Linked DNA regions of Homo sapiens: region 1 is linked to region 2. A link is an interaction called in ENCODE POLR2A ChIA-PET data of the cell type or tissue named here. Cell type or tissue: MCF 10A. All regions are shown on one strand. Each heading gives the region's core, and the rest is flanking DNA. Links, peaks and the distances in the headings are about the cores only. Region 1 overlaps FAM168B (family with sequence similarity 168 member B). Region 2 overlaps ARHGEF4 (Rho guanine nucleotide exchange factor 4).

Region 1 (5,379 bases), core at 319-5,318, 66 kb before region 2:
ACACAATTGATTCTCCTGCCTACCTGCTATGCCTTTGTATACTTGTTTCCTCCCTACTCTGAACTGTAGGCCTGCACTGTCCAGTATAGTAACCACTAGCCACATGTGACTACTTATGTTGAAGTTAAATAAAGCTAAAAGATCAATCTCACAGTAGCCTCATTTAGCCTTACTTTTCAGATGCTCAGCACTCTTGGCAGGCGGCTGCTGTAGGGGACAGCACAGATGGAGAAGGATGTGGTCATTGTACAAAGTTTTGTTGGTCAGTGCTGGTCAAGACCTATCACGTAGCTGTAGTTGTGAATGGCATGACAAATCTGGCATTTGGATTTGGTTTAGAAGTTTAAAAAAATTAGACAGTTCAGGTAATGAATGTTTTAGTTACTAAAGTTGCCAGTTTATTCCTGATTTAATCCAGAACTTCCTGTTACAGAGGCTAAGGATGTGACCTAATATTTTCTTCTTACTACAGGATTGCTTGGTTGTGAATATTCTAAATGAGACAAATGAGCTGAAAATTTGAAGTGGTTTCTTTTTGTATTTTGTCTTCGTAATGGATTTTGACACCTAGAGTGTTCTGAAAGGCATTTGTTTTTTAGAAAGTCGGTAGGTAGTTGCAGCTATTTTGTACCAGATGTTGTTATTGATGCTGGAGATATTGCCTTTAAACAGAACCAAGTGCAACTGTTCCCTGCTTGTTTTGGCTACATTCTAAATGGGGATGTGGGGAAGACAGACATAAAATGCACATTTTGTGTTTTGTTACTTATTACATGTTTTTCAGAGATGGAACCTTATTATATTGCCCAGGCTGGTCTTGAACTCCTGGCCTCAAGCGATCCTCCCACAGTGCTGGGAATACAGGCATGAGCCATTGTACTCAGCCTAAAAATAGACTTTTTTTTAGGTCTAGCAGTTTTAGGTTCACAGCAAAATTGAGCAGAAGGTACAGAGAGTTCCCATATACCCCCCTACCCCCACACATGCTGTTTTAATCTTAAAGATCACCTTAATCTTTATAACCACATACGTCAGTGAGTGATTTACCAGATGAGGAATAGTGAAAGCTTACACTTTAATACACTGCATTTTAGGAGGCCAAGGCGGGAGGATCACTTGAACTCAGGAGTTCAAGACCAAACTGAGTGACGTAGTGAAACTCTGTCTCTACTAAAAATGAGCCAGACGTGGCGATGCACACCTGTAGTCCTGGCTACTCTGGAGGCTGAGGTGGGAAGATCACTTAAGCTTGGGTGATCAAGTCTGCAGTGAGCTATGACTGGCAGAGCGAGACCACGTCTAAAAAATAAATAAAAGTAAATAATACCCTGGATAAGATTCAGAGGAGCTTACTAGAGAGCTGAATGGGAATCAGTTCCCAACAGTACTTCTGTTGGGGAGGGGTAGAGTCCTGGTTGTGGCTGTGCAAGTTCTTGAACTTGTCAGGAAAAAGAAAGATCCATGGATGATAAAACATTGAATGGATTCATAGAGGTGCTGGGCTGTAACCAGTTAGTCTTTCTTAGGAAAAAAAACTTAACAAGTTTTTGAAGAAATACAGGAAACTAGAGTGGCATGGTGGCACACACCTGTAGTCCCATCTACTCGGGAAGCTGAGGTGGGTGGATATCTTGAGCCCAGCAGTCTGAAACCAGCCTGGGCAACATGATGGAACCTCATCTCTATTTAAAAAAAAAAAAATACAAAACTTAGCCAGATGTGGTGGCACCACACCTGTAGTCCCAGCTCCTAGGGAGGCTGAGGTGGGATAATCACTTGAACCCAGGAGGTCAAGGTTGCAGTGAGCTGAGATTGTGCCACTGCACTCCAGCCTGGGCAACAGAGCAAGACCCTGTCTTGGGGTGGGGTGGGGGGGGCGGAGGGGAGAAATACAGTCCCAGCACTTTGAGAGGCTGAGGTGGGCGGATCACGAGGTCAAGAGATGAGACCATCCTGGCCAACATGGTGAAACCCCGTCTCTACTAAAAATACAAAAATTAGCTGGGTGTGGTGGCGCACGCCTGTAGTCCCTGCTATGCGGGAGGCTGAGGCAGGAGAATCACTTAAACCTGGGAGGCAAAGTTGCAGTGAGCTGAGATCATGCCACTGCACTCCAGCCTAGCGACAGAGCGAGACTCCGTCTGGGAAAATAAATAAATAAATAAATAAATAAATAAATAAATAAATAAATACAGGAAATTGCAAAAGGACCACTAAATCCACTCCCATCTAGAGTCAATCACTGTTCATATTTTTATATATTTCTTTTCAGACTTTTTTTCTGTTTGTGCCAGGGATGCACATTTTTATACACATAGGTGTTTATATGGGATCATACTGTGTAATGCAGGATGCAGTATAATACTCTACTTTGTTTTCACTTAACATTGTATTATTCTGTTTTTAAACATTTCTTGAAAAGCAGCTGCGTGATATTTCATGTTCTGGATATGTCTTGGTTAACTTAACTATCCTCTGTTAGAAGAACATTTTGGTTACTTGTAGGGTTTTCCCCATGTTTTTTTTGCGACAAAGTCTCGCTCTGTTGTCCAGGTTGGAGTGCAATGGCATGAGCTTGGCTCACTGCTAATCTCCACCTCCTGGATTCAAGTGATTCTTGTGCCTCAGCCTCCCAAGTAGCTGGGATTACAGGTGTGCGTCACCACACTTGGCTAATTTTTGTTTGTTTTTGTTTTGTTTTGTTTTGTTTTTTTGAGACGGAGTCTCGCTCTGTCGCCAGGCTGGAGTGCAGTGGTGCAATATTGGCTCACTGCAACCTCCGACTACCTGGTTCAAGCGATTCTCCTGCCTTAGCGTTCTGAGTAGCTGGGATTACAGGCACGCGCCACCACACCCAGCTAATTTTTGTATTTTTAGTAGAGACGGAGTTTGACCATGTTGGCCAGGATGGTCTTGGTCTCCTGACCTCATGATTCCTCCACCTCAGCCTCCCGAAGTGCTAAGATTACAGGCACGAGCCACCATGCCTGGCCAATTTTTGTATTTTTAGTAGAGATGGGGTTTCACCATGTTGGCCAGGCTGGTCTCAAACTCCTGACCTCAGGTGATCTGCCCACCTCGGCCTCCCAAAGTGCTGGGATTACAGGAGTGCACCACCGTACCTGGCCTTTCCCCTTGCTTTTAGTGGACATATAGCTAACAATTTTTACTCCTTAGCTTCTGATGGACTGAGGAGAATTGTGAAAAAAAGTTTATCATGCCCTGGTTTGGCACCCATTAGGACATCGAGTGTCCCTTTTCTGTTCTTCGCTGGTTGGGGGCAGCATGAAATGCATTGTTTTATAGCAGCCTAGAGAAAGGACTCTAGCTACCTGCTTTTTGGGGACTGGTACTGGAGAAAAATCTGAGAGCAAAAGTGCTTGGCTAAATTCCCTTTTTTTTCTTTTAGTTTTTGAAATCATGAATCCTGTTTATAGTCCTGGATCTTCTGGGGTTCCCTATGCAAATGCCAAAGGAATTGGTTATCCAGGTAAGTAAGTAAAATTTTGTTTTCATTTTTGAACTTTGAATACTTGGTATATTTTCATGTCACTAAGAATGCTTTCTATTGACAAACGCAGCTCAAAGTGGCTTAGACAAGAAAGAAAATACCTGGAAGTGAAAAATCAAATGATAGGACTGGATTTGGTCAAAACTTGATCTAGTGGCTCCAGCAGTTGGGACCAGGATCTAGTTTCTCTACCTCCTGGTCTCAGCTTCGCTTCCTCAGTATTAACTTAGTGTTGGTCACAGGTCCCACTCCTTCTCATTGTGGTCTCTGAAGTTCAGGCCCCTCCCAGTAGTCCCTCACTAAGAGCCTCTTTACCTCCACTCTACAGGAAAGCCTGATGGGACTGCTTGTTCTCTATTCAAACCAGTCCTGGGCTTTGTTCTGATTAAACTCAGCATCCATCCCTGGGCCACAAAGGGGAGTCTGCTGATTGACTTAGGCCTGATCCACATCCCTTTAGTGGAGTCAGCTAGTCAAATATGGACTGCAAGTGAGGGTTGCAGCGAAATGGATATTGAGGGGATAGGAGCTGGTTGGTCAAAAATAGCAAATGGTTGTTCCCTTCGGTGACTTTGCACAAGGAGTAGTTATTTATAATGATACAGTTTCATTTTGGGTTTTGATAATATGGTAGAAGAGATAACCCCAAAACTTTGTTGCTAAGACTCTCAGAAAGTGAAATAAAACATTTTACAAATGTATAACTGAACTTGCAGGAGGTAAGAGAGATATCTGGGGTCAAATGTGAAGGCCATGTTAAACCCAGCTAACTTGGCCTTTGAACTAATGTCGTGCCTGTCCTGGGCACATGTGCTATTTGTGGGTTTTAACAACCCACATGGGGATAGAGATTGAGTATTAGGACCCTTGCGACAGGGAATGAGAGTGAGACTTCTTATCAGTCATTCTCGTCCCTCTGGAGGGTGATACTCTCAGCAAAGAGATAGACTAAACAGTCTAGTCGTCCAGTGGCCCCATAAGGAAGTTTATATGCTTGGGCTCTGAGAAGCGGGAGATCTTTACTAAGACTTTGTAAGCATTCAGAGATGTTTGGGGCTCTAGCTTGTATTATACTCCCCAGGGGTTCAGAAGTTGAGAAATTAACGTAAAAATAGTCTCCAGGCTTGGTTACTCCTGGGGCTCCTGACAGCAGCGAATGCAGAACTGCTGTGGGGGCATATGTTCACAACCCAGGTTGCGTGGGCTTCCTGCAGGCAAAGTTCTGCCTGCTAGCATGGGATGCCTCCCATCAAGTAAGAGGCACCAGCCATGACAGACTGCAGGAGAAGAACCATCAGGTAGATGCTATGTCACATAGCCAAGTTTAGAAGAATTGCAGATATAAAAGAAAGAATCAGAAACATAAGAGGGGAACAAGATGCTGAGAAAAAAGAACTAGCTGGAACTTTAAGAAATGAAACAAAATGGCATATGAACAAATTTCAGGTTAATATCAAGACAAGACACTGGTTAAGAGAGAACCAGAATGCAACATAAGGAAAGGGAGGAAAACAGAACAGTAAAGAAACATCTGGAGCTCTTCTCCAGAAGGGCTGAGTAGAGAAACTGTAAGAAAAGGAGTGACAGGCTGGGTGTAGTGGCTCATGCCTGTAATCCCAGCACTTTGGGAGGCCGAGGCAGGCAGATCATGAGTTCAGGAGATCGAGACCATCCTGGCTAACACTGAAACCCCGTCTCTACTAAAAATACAAAAAAAAATTAGCCAGGCATGGTGGCGGGCGCCTGTATCTCCAGCTACTTAGGATGCTGAGGCAGGAGAATGGCGTGAACCCGGGAGGTGGAGCTTGCAGTGAGCTGAGATCGTGCCACTGCACTCCAGCCTGGGCGACAGAGCAAGACTCTGTCTC
Region 2 (5,379 bases), core at 136-5,135:
GTGCAGCACACCAACATGGCACATGTATACATATGTAACAAACCTGCACATTGTGCACATGTACCCTAAAACTTAAAGTATAATAAATAAAATAAAATAAAGAAAAAGAATAAAGGACATCCACATTGAAAAGGAAAAATAAAATTATCTGTTTGCAGATGACATCTTCTTACATGTAGCATACCTTAAAGAATCCACAATAAAATTATTAAAGCTACTAAAATTCAGCAAGGCTACAGAATATAAATTAACACACAAAAATCAGTTTTATTTCTGTATATTTGCAATGAGTAATCTGAAAAGGAAACTTTTGAAAATTTCATTACAATAGCATTAAAAAGAATAAAATACTGGCCAGGCATGGTGGCTCACGCCTGTAATCCCAGCACTTTGGGAGGCCGAGGCGGGCGGATCACGAGGTCAGGAAATCGAGACCATCCTGGCTAACACAGTGAAACCCCGTCTTTACTAAAAATACAAAAAAATTAGCCGGCCGTGGTGGCAGGCGCCTGTAGTCCCAGCTATTCAGGAGGCTGAGGCAGGAGAATGGCATGAACCCGGGAGGCGGAGCTTGCAGTGAGCCGAGATCGCGCCACTGCACTCCAGCCTGGGCGACAGAGCGAGACTCCATCTCAAAAAAACAAAAACAAAAACAAAAACCAAAGAATAAAATACTTAGGAATAAACTTAACCAAGGAGGCCAAAGATGTGTAGAATAAAAGCTACAAAACATTGCTGGAAAAAAAAAAAAGCAAAGAAAGACGTCCCATGTTCATAAATTGAAAGTCTTAATATATTTAAGATGACAATACCACCTAAAGCAATCTGTGTATTCAATGCATTCCTATAAAAATCCAATGACTTTTTTTTTTTGAGACAGAGTTTCACTCTTGTTGCCCAGGCTGCAGTGCAATGGCACGATCTCAGCTCACGGCAACCTCCGCCTCCCGGGTTCAAGCGATTCTCATGCCTCAGCCTCCCAGGTAGCTGGGATTACAGGCATGTGACACCACACCGAGATAATCTTGTATTTTTAGTATAGACAGGGTTTCTCCATGTTGGTCAGGCTGGTCTCGAACTCCCAACCTCAGGTGATCCACCCACCTCAGCCTCCCAAAATGCTGAGATTACAGGCATGAGCCACTGCGCCCAGCCCCAGTGGCATTTTTTTACACACATAGAAAAATTCATCATTAAAATTCACATGGAATCTCAAGGGGTCCTGACTAGCCAAAATTATTTTGAAAAAAACAAAGTTGGAGGACCCGCATTTCCTGATTTCAAAACTTACTACAAAGTCACAATAATCAAATAATGTGGAAATGGCATAAGGATAGATATATAGACCAATAGAACTGAATAGAGGATCCAGAAATAAACCCTCCCATATGTGGTCAATTGATTTTCGACAAAGGTGCTAACACTGTGAGGGAAAAGACAGTCTTTACAGCGAACAGTGTTGGGAAGCTGGATATCCAAATGCAAAATAATGAAGTTAAACCCTTACCTAACACACATAAAAATTAACTCAAAATGGACAAAGTCCTAAATATAAAAGTTAAAACTATAATACTCTTAGAAGAAAACAGGGGAAAGCTTTACAGCAGTGAATCTGTAAATAATTTCTTGGATATAAGACCAAAAGCACAGGCAACAGGAAAAAAATAGGTAAATTGAACTGTATCAAAATTTAAATCTTTTGTGCATTAAAGGACAGTATCAAGAGAGAAAAGGCAACCCATAGAATGGAAGAAAATATCTGCAAATCATATATCTGATAAGGGAATAACATCCAGAATACATTTTTGAAAAACTCCCACAACTCAAAAAACAAAACAAACAAAAAACTCAAAAACTAGCCCAACTCAAAAATAGGCAAAGGATTTGAATAGACATTTCTTCAAAGAAGACATACGAATGGTCAATAGCATATAAATAAGGACATACGACATCACTAATCATTAGGGAAATGCAAATAAAAATCACAGCGGTATGCCAGTTCATCCTTAGTATGGTCATTACAAAAACAACAAGAATAACAAAATATGAAAATAACAATGGCATGTGGATTATACCACAATTGTTTAAACAACTGGTTGGCTGTACTTGTTTGGCACTATTTCTGGATTTTCTATTCTGTCCCATTGATCAATGTGTTCATCCACCTCTCATACCAAATAGTCTTGTTTTCTGTGGGTATAAAATAATTCTTGAAATTTGGTAGAGTGGTTCATCTTACTTAATTCCTCTTTTCAGAAATGTTTTAGCTATTCTTTTTTGTTTCCTCCCCTGGCCTCCTGTTTTAGCTATTCCTGTTCCTTTGCCTTTCCATATAAATTTTAGAATAATCTTGTCTATAGCTAGAAAAAAATCCTGCTGAGATTTTGATAGGAATTACATTAAACCTATGTATCAACTCGGAGACAACTGAAATCTTTACTCTGTTGAGCCCTCCCATCCATGAACACAGAATCTCTCTCCATATTTAGATCCTCTTTGATTTCTTTCAGTTCTCTGCTATTTTAAACAAGTCCCAGACATCACATAATTTGATCCGTGAATAGCATAGTATATGTCTTAAAAGGCAAGGCATCTCTTTCCCTTGCTCTCCCTCTCTGTCTTGCTGCTACACTTTCTTTTCTGGGGTATTTTAAAAGCAATGGTCTCTCGAGGGGAATAAAACAGATTTCTTGTAGGAGTCACTACTTTTCTTGGCTTTTCAGTAGTCCCAGCTGGGGTCTCAGCAGTTCACAAAATGATTGTTCATCTAGCAAATTTGCAGCCTGGGAGAAAAGAAAAGCGAGTTTCAACATGAGTCTCCCAGTACTTTTACTCATCATTTTACATTCCAGCTCCCAGCACAGGGTGTGGGATTGAGGAGGTGTTTCCTGAGGGTTTCACAACTGCATGAACGGAAGGTTGAGCAGGCATTCGTGGGAGAGGGAGTGAAGGTGAAGGTGGGGGAAGGACTCCGGGACTGAAGCCAGGAGATCCAGGCTCTGTGCAAACAGCCAGTGGGAGAGCCAGTCACTTGTCTGCTTAGACTGGGCTCAAACTCTCTTACAAAGCTACTGTGGGTCTCACACAGCTAATTCATAGGAAAGCGTTAAAGGATGGGACCATGTGCCCCACGGTGTATGCAGGTGAATAAATGAACAAAAACAACATGGCCCAGCAACACAAAGGCCAGTCTTGATTTTGGATTTTAAATTTTTTATAGGAAGACAAGTCAGCAGTCTCTGATTCATTCTGAAATTCCAACAGTGTTTAGACAGCACAGCAGCTAAGAGCTCTAGATTCTAGATAAATGCTCAGTGAGGGTGCCTTTGCCTCTGGTGAACAGCAGCCAAACAATTTTCTGCTTCCCCTTACAAGGGAAGGCAGGTAGCTCTGCCCACCCAGGGAGAGAGGTGGAGGAATGTCCTCCTTATGCATCTCTTTCCCATGCTGACCTACTGCCCTGCAAGTCAGTGGTTCTCAAAGTGTGGTCCCCAGACCAGCAGCAGCACTTAGGGAACTTGGTAGAGATGCAAATCCTTGAGACCCGTCCCCAGACCCACTGAATCAGAAACTCTGGGGTGGGGCCCCCAGGTTGTGTCTGCATAGCCCTCTGGATGACTCTGGTGCATGCTCAAATTTGAGATCCACTGCTGTCCATCAAAAGCCATTAACAAAGTGAGTACTGACTTACTGAGCTCTGCTCCAGCAAATGCAGGCAATGCAGTCTTTGACATGGCCTTGGGGCCCTTTGAGAAACTTCTCTAAAGAGTCTGGCATACAGTCTTGGAGTAGAAACAGGAATCTGGGCATGGGGGGCACTGGGCAGGGTGCAGGCGGCCTGGCTGTTCATCCAGCACCAAACAGCCAGGTGCTTCCAGTTCACGTCTGCGCATTGGTTCACTGCTTTCTGAATTCACTCAAATGTATTTATCCAGAGCCCATTGGGTATGCGCCACAGACACACGCAGGGTTCTGAGGATGCAATGTGAAGGTGATGGGGGTCTGGCAGGAAATAAGGGAGTTAAACAAATAATGTTGCGTGATGATGCTGGGAAACCACAGGCACAGGAGGCCCAACCAGGCCTGGGAGATCCTGGTGGGGCACGTTGGGAGGTGTCAGGGTAGCAAGGGGGGTGAAGAGTGTTCCAGGCAACAGGGACAGCATCTAGTCCCAGAAGCAAGAGGGTGGGGTTGCTGCTGGTCATGGAAGAACTGCAGAGTGGCTGGAGTAGAGTGAGAAGCAAGAAGGAGGGTGAGAGGTGAGGCTCCCGGGGAGCCCTGGCATGCATGTGGTCCCTGCCCGGGCAAAACGGCAGGTGCAGGCTCCCCAGTGGCTCTGCGCTGCGGGACTGGGATACGTGTCCGGGTGTGGCCCTACAGGGGCCTCTCACTTCATCCTTGCGACATGAACAAGGAAGGCGAAATGATGTGTCCATTCTACAGATGAGGAAGCTGGGGCCCAGAGAGGTGAAGTTTCTTCACACGCTCACAAGGGGCCAAAGCTTGCCGGCCAGCCAGGTCACTGGGCTCTCTGCACTGGACTGAGTTTGTTTCTATTTTTAGTAGAGATGGGGTTTTGCCATGTTCGCTAGGCTGGTCTTGAACTCCTGACCTCAGGTGATCCGCCCTTGGCTTCCCAAAGTGCTGGGATTCCAAGCGTGAGCCACTTGCACCCAGACTAGCTTTTGTTTTTTAAAAAGATTATTTTTGATAGACTTTTAAAGAACAGTTTTAGATGTACAGAACAACCGGTCAACCAGCACAGAGTTCCCAGGCACCCACACCAGGGCTCCCCGACCATAAGGTCTCACACTAGCATGGCACATTTGTCATGCGAACGGAGTAACACTGACTCTGATAGTCACTGATGTCCAGATTTTGTTCAGATTTCCTCAGGTTCTCCCAAATGGCCTTTTTCTGTTTCAGGATCCAATACTACATTTAGTCATCTCAGCTCCAGATTTTTAATTTTTAGGTTGTACAAACGGCTCACTGAAAACCTCAGATTTGGAGAGCTTTGTTCCTTTGGCAACAGAAACCCTGAGCCATCTACAGTCCCAAGTGGGAATGCGCTCTGCTGCAGAGACCTGCGTCTGGGCCCTCCTGGGAGAAACTGAACTTCTCTCAGGCTCCTTCGTCTCCCAGTTCTCTTCCTGGTGGGGGGAAAATAACTTTTTCTGAGAACATACAACCCTCCTTCTGCTGTGTGTGTGACTCCAGCCTACCTGTGAGGCAGGTATCATTAGGTGCGCCGCACAGATCTAGGCCCCGCAGCTCACACACAGGTGAGACATGCTGAGGTCCCTCAGGCAACCCGCAGCCAGGGCAGGGGAAAACTGCTCCCCGTCTCTCAGTGCCCATCGCTCTCCACACCTCTCC

What was found. Peaks named below come from ENCODE experiments on the same cell type or tissue, not always from the same donor. Only the 100,000 strongest peaks of a DNase experiment are listed, where the experiment ranks them.
Region 1: POLR2A ChIA-PET joins it to region 2 with 5 read pairs; 9 of 35 experiments call an interaction of 5 or more read pairs at or near these places.

What each region holds. Positions count from the first base shown.
Region 1 is chr2:131,080,688-131,086,066 of GRCh38, reverse strand. It overlaps FAM168B (family with sequence similarity 168 member B), which reads left to right. Exons shown (of 7, transcript NM_001009993.4): 2 at 3,410-3,490. The coding sequence starts at 3,421. Among named protein-coding and RNA genes, the nearest start is that of FAM168B, 10 kb to the left of the region's middle. In MCF 10A, for the core only: no CTCF peak of the experiment used is centred there; no DNase peak of the experiment used is centred there.
Region 2 is chr2:131,014,907-131,020,285 of GRCh38, reverse strand. The region is part of intron 4 of ARHGEF4 (Rho guanine nucleotide exchange factor 4); the gene reads right to left. Among named protein-coding and RNA genes, the nearest start is that of SMIM39, 17 kb to the left of the region's middle. In MCF 10A, for the core only: no CTCF peak of the experiment used is centred there; a DNase peak (open chromatin) is centred at 2,905.